Regions from separate parts of the Homo sapiens genome. Here region 1 is linked to region 2. A link is a contact called in ENCODE Hi-C or POLR2A ChIA-PET data. All regions are on one chromosome and are shown on one strand. The core of a region is the stretch at or near the end of the contact, and the rest is flanking DNA. Distances in the headings are between cores, read along the strand shown. Region 1 holds the start of KU-MEL-3 (a long non-coding RNA gene). Region 2 has its middle 140 kb from the start of LINC02533.

Region 1 (2,700 bases), core at 21-2,520, 260 kb after region 2:
AATGCCAAATCTATGAGGACATTATGCTAAGTGAAATAAGCCAGTCACAAAATGACAAGTATTGCTGATTCCACCTATATAAGGTCCTAGATTAGTCAAACTCGTAGAGACTGAGAGTAGAAAGGGGATGCCAGGGACTGCAGAGTGGGGCTAGGGAAGTGGGGAGTTAGGATTTAACGTGTACAGAGTTCCAGTTCGGGAGGATGGAAAGACTTCCGGAGGTTAGGCACAGGGGCTCATGCCTATAATCTCCACACTTTCAGAGACCAAGGAAGGAGAACTGCTTGAGGCCAGGAGTTTGAAACCAGACTGGGCAACATAGTGAGATCCCATCTCTACAAAAAATTTAAAAAATTAAACAGTGTGGGGACGTGAGCCTGTAGCCCCAGCTACTCAGGAGGCTGAGGTGAGAGGATTGTTTGAACCCAGGAGGTTGAGGCCACAGTGAGCTGTAATCACACCACTCCACTCCAGTCTGGGTAACAGAGCGACACCCTATCTCAAATAAATAAATAAATCTTTTTAAAAATAAAAGAATTGGATATGATGTTAAATTTTATGTTATGTGTATATTGCCACAATTTAAAATTTTTTAAAGAATACCAAATCAAGAAGTGCTAAAGTTCATGGAATTACCTATATCAGAGGTGGTGGGAGTCAGGAGTATGGAAAAGAACCCTTCAAATGAAAAGGTTCATGATTATCGAAAACAGCTTGTCCTGTTTTTACCAACTGGAAACTTTCTCTAGGAAAGCAGCTATTCCTAATGGCATTTCTAAAATTATGCAAACACAAAACCAAAAAGAAGGCAGGCACCCAGTAAAGTTATCTAAGACTTTGGTGGGAAAATAAATAAATAAACCTGCCGCCTCACGGTTGTTTCTCCTCACCTACAAGGCTTTGATTTCTGAGATGGGGCCTGAAGCAGGAATTCCTCACACAATGGATGCTCAATTTGTCACAGGATGTGCCTCTCCACTCTCATACCAGATAAAAGGTTAGCCTGGTTTTTCATCTAGCTGTGTCTCCCTCAGAATCAAAACTATCGTCCTCCTCAGTGCTGGATCGAGTCCTTTCATCTTTAATTTGACCAAAATGGAAACCAGGATCATGAGAATTCCTCGGGGCTGGTGTTGAAAGGAATTTCCCCTGCTCTTGCCAGAGTCTCGAGGGGTGGCCTCCTTCCACGGGTGAGTAACCACAAGTCCATGTGACCGAACAAACAGCATATTCTTTTGTTCAAAAGAGAAAAACAACATTGAAGGAAATCAGCTGAAGAAAATTGAGATGAAAGCCAGTCCACGCCTCAGCATCCTGAGGAAATGTTCTTCCTTGATGCTCTGAGCTCTCTAAGAAGTTACCACAAAACCAAACCCATCAGAAGTTTGCAGGACGTCCTTGTTTAGAGCTGGGAAATAAACCACGAAACAGCGCAAAGGAGAGTCCAGGCCTGCCAATGCTTCCGCGAACTCCTCGCCCCGACCTCATCCTTCTCCAGCTCCTACCTGCAGGCCTCAGGTGAGCTCCGGAGTCTAGTCATTCCTGTTGGGAGGCAAGTGTGTGACTGGTGTGCAAGTCAGGTCAGGAGGCTGCCTTGGTGTCCAGCAAGTCTTGTTTGCGGAGGCAGGGACTGCTGGGTTGGGGCACTTCCCGACCCTGTTTCTGCTCTTCTCCCCTCTGCAGGCCTCCTGACCTCCAGGCTCCTTACCCTCCCGCTGGCCTCTGCTCTACACTCATCTTTGTGCCCTGCTTCCAATCATGCCAGGCCTCGGGGTCCCTGTCTCTAACTTCACCATGAGACTCAGGTGCTTCTCTACACTCCACCCTCTCCAACACTGTTTGGAATCTCAGGCTTGGTCCCAATCCTATGGGCTAACTTTGAAAAGACCGCTGTTCATAAGGAGAGAGAAAGGAGGAAGAGATGAGAAAGGAAGACAGAGAAAGAAACTCTATGATCACGGTTTTTCCAAAATTCATGGTTAAATTAGAACTTACTATGTGCAAATATAGAAGCACGGGTCCACAGAGTTCCAGAGAATGAATGCTGACGACTAAGCACCAGCCTCCACTCCCTGCCCCATAGTGAGTATCCCTCCTCTGTGTGCTCATGCTGTGAATCCCCCCCATTCTACCACTTCTCCCCTCATCACTGGCTTGCTGTAGGATCAGAAGTTCCTTAAGAACAAGAACCTTCTCCCAGTGTATCCCCAGCACCTAATACAGAAGGTAATAAGGAGGAGGCATCTGCTAAACGCTTGTTGAAGGAGTGAAATTGAGAGACCAGGAAGGGCCTGCAGGCATTGTGGTGAGCCTGCCTGTTGTCCACGTGGCTGCAGCAAGCAAACATGGGTTTTCCTTGGAAGGACTGTGGGCCATCAACCCATTAATTGCCGAGTTGCTTCTATCAGGGCAAGGCTGTGGAATCCTGTTATCCTAGACAATGAGGTACAGGGTGCAAGCAGATCTGTGTGCTGCTGTCTTCCGGTAAACGGACCAAGTTCTCACTTCCCATCCTCCTCCCCAGTCTCACCCACCCGTGCTCCCAAGAGAGCAATTCATCATGTCAGTGTCTGGTGTTTTCTTGAAGGCCTGTGCTAAATAAAGTGGATTGTTTATAAAGTGGGATTATTCTCCAAGCACAGAAGCAGATTCCTGGGCAAGTTGTTGCGCTGAGTGTAATTAATGAAATGCTTTTTGGAC
Region 2 (2,780 bases), core at 39-2,538:
CATGGAAAAAAATGATAAACAATGGGTTTTTTTAAGGAAAGAACACTGACGTAGAGGTCAGGAAGCCTGGGCTCAGCTCCAGCACTAACCAGCCGTGCACCCCAGGAAATGACAGCAGCTCTCTGAACTCAGCTTCCAACACCTGGAAATGGACAGGGAGGGGTGGGATGAGGTGATCTGGCAATTCACTAGTGTTCTCACATGCAGCCCTCCCCTTTTAACGTAACACAACATTTGCCATTTTAGTCATTTTTAGGGGTACAGTTTAGTGGCATTAGGAAAATTACACTGTAAGAGTGAATGAGGCATCACCCAACCCTCAGGAGCTGTCCAGAGAAGGAGGTGGAGTTTGTGCATGGGGAAGATACAAGACATACAATAGTAAGTGGTATTGGATGCCACAGTATCCACTAGATGGATGTTATGCACCCATCACCAACATCCATCTTCAGGACTTTTTCATCTCCCCAAACGAAAACTCTGTCCGCATGAAACACCAACTCCCCATTTCCCCTCCTTCCCCAGCAGCTCCTGGCCCTTCTCATGCTACTTTCCGTTGTTATGATTTTGACTACTCTAGTACTGCATGTACGTGGAATCACACAGTATCTGTCCTTTTGTGTCTGGCTGATTTCACTGAGCATAATGTTCCTCCATGTTGCAGTGTGTCAGAATTTCCTTCCTTTTCAAGGCTCAATAATATTTCATTGTGTAGATGACCACATTCTGTTTATCCATTCATCACTAAGAGACACTTGGATTTCTTCCACCATTTGGCTGTTGGGAATAATGCTGCCATTAACACGGGGGTGTAAATATCTCTTCCAGATCCCGTGTTTGATTCTTTGGGGTGTATACCCAGAAGTGGGATTGTTGGGTCACACGGTAGCTTGCTGTTGTCTAAGCAGCGCTTTCCCAAACTTCCCAACAGAGCAGCCACACAGCCACTGTAAATGAGTGCAGGAACTAGTAACCGTCCAGTAGTGGCCAACATATCACGCTCTATTTTACGAATTCACCCAGATTCAGCATTCTGCATCACATCATATCCTTGTTTGTTTATAAAAGTGTTGCTTTATACTACATTCCAGTGTAAGGAACACTTTGCTCTGCAGAGTCCAAAAAGCCCTGCTTCTCCTGTGGCTTCCCCGGGCTGGGCTGTGATGGCAGTGCCCAGCTGGACGAGCACCCAGAACAGGGTTGCAGTTAAGATCCCGTCCAGCTCTGACACTCTCTGACTTAAAGCAACACCCCTCCCAGTGGCTTCTTCATTTTCAACAAAAGTGAAGTGAGCTCAGGACTCTTGCTGCCGAGCCAGGAGGCGTGAGTCACTAGCCATGGGAATTTCAGGCATCTGCGTGTGTGCGATGGCGGCTGGAAATGGAGAGGGAGCATTTCTAGAGCTGAAATGTCGCAGAGGCACAGCCCCCAGTGGGTCTGGCACAAAAGCAGCGTTATATCGAGAGGCCTGGCAGCGCTGCCTGGGCTTGTTTCCCAGCTCTTGCAGCTCTCGGGGGGTTCTAGAAGATCGTCCAGACTATGACTCATTCCTGTGTTACTGTAATAGAGAAAGAAGTAGGTGGCAGTGTGACATGGATTTCACGGAGAATTAGTGAGAAATCTGTGTCCACTCAAGCACATTTTATGTTGTCTGAATGTGAGGATTCTCCTTTGGGCTGTTTATGGGCAGGGTGGGAGAGAGATCGCAGAGGTGCAGTCATGGGCTTCCAGAGGCTTTTTACAATTCTGTAGTGGCCATGCTGGGAAGACGCCCTGAGAAGACACTGCGACTGTCCATGTGACAGCTGCGGGAGTGAAAGCCATTGGAAATTCCTCCAAACCCATTGAGCCAAGGCTGCCACTGCCATGTCCCATCCAGGTGAGGCTTTGGCCAGAGCTGGCTATGGACTGGTTTGCATTTCCCTGCTTTTGATTTCCCTGACAGTCTACGGTGGAAATGCCCATGGGGAGTGAGGAGATGGAAGAGAACACAAAGGCAGACAGGAAAGGCTGAGAAGGTTCTCCCATTGGACACATAGTCCTCAGATGCATGAACTGTCCCTTGAGAGAGAGGAGTGGGACTGTAGGTCTAAATTCACATCACTGTAAATTCCATTTGTATCTTCACGGGATGTGACGAGGACCATAATGTCAACGCTCTTGAGACGTCTGCCCACAGGTGCCCTCGTGCTGAAGCTTTCCCTCCCAGCTCCCATTTCAGGAATGAAGTGTTTCTTCCCCTAGCTGCAGCAGATGTCACCAGTGGACAGTCTTCAGTGGACAGCTCTCTTCTGGAAATACCCTAGCTGAAGGGAGCCAGTCTAAGCTGCACAGCTCTTCCTGATGCAGACTATACACCAGCCATGATGCCGAAGTCAACTTGCAAGTGGAGAGAGAAGGAATTCAGACCAGAAATGGACTAGGGTTCACAGCTGAAAAATACCAGTAGTGGCCATGAGGTAGGTTGTGTGAGCCACAGACCTGAGAGACACCGTGGGCAGCAGCAGGAGAGGCGGTGGTGACAGAGGCCAGCACCCCAGGCCCCTGGTCTGCAAACACCTCCAGTGAAGCCAGGGCAGAGTGGTGACCAGGCGCCATCCTCCTCCACTGTCATGACAGCAGGTGAGACCTGGAATGTGTGTGCAACCCCACAGGGAGCCAGGATCAGGAACACTTGAATTCATTAAAGTAAAGTAACCCCAAACTGACAGAGAAGCCTTGAACTGAAAGAGAAATTACTTAATTGCCTGAGAAATAGCTAAATTTATTTTTGCACACCT

Evidence for each region. A loop is a pair of places that touch in the nucleus more often than their neighbours do. ChIA-PET counts read pairs that join two places held with the same protein, here RNA polymerase II (POLR2A). Pooled maps may share reads with other maps.
Region 1: a map of psoas muscle shows a loop between it and region 2 (3-fold over the local background). The contact joins the promoter of KU-MEL-3 here to the enhancer-like site in region 2. A Hi-C loop is called at or near these places in 16 of 168 maps with a recorded cell type or tissue (PC-9, Right ventricle myocardium inferior, aorta and 11 more) and 16 of 50 pooled maps. POLR2A ChIA-PET finds 5 or more read pairs at or near these places in 2 of 52 experiments (PC-9 and activated CD4-positive, alpha-beta T cell).

Annotation. Positions count from the first base shown.
Region 1 is chr6:4,609,295-4,611,994 of GRCh38, forward strand. It overlaps KU-MEL-3 (a long non-coding RNA gene), which reads left to right and starts at 1,271. Exons shown (of 2, transcript NR_122107.1): 1 at 1,271-1,518; 2 at 1,684-2,625.
Region 2 is chr6:4,350,708-4,353,487 of GRCh38, forward strand. No RefSeq gene overlaps it. Among named protein-coding and RNA genes, the nearest start is that of LINC02533, 140 kb to the right of the region's middle. Within about 2 kb of position 1,289, at least 27 of the 41 ENCODE cell types and tissues checked have a DNase peak (open chromatin) inside an H3K27ac peak, as active enhancers do; they include PC-9, ascending aorta, dorsolateral prefrontal cortex and 7 more, where a contact is called at or near this core.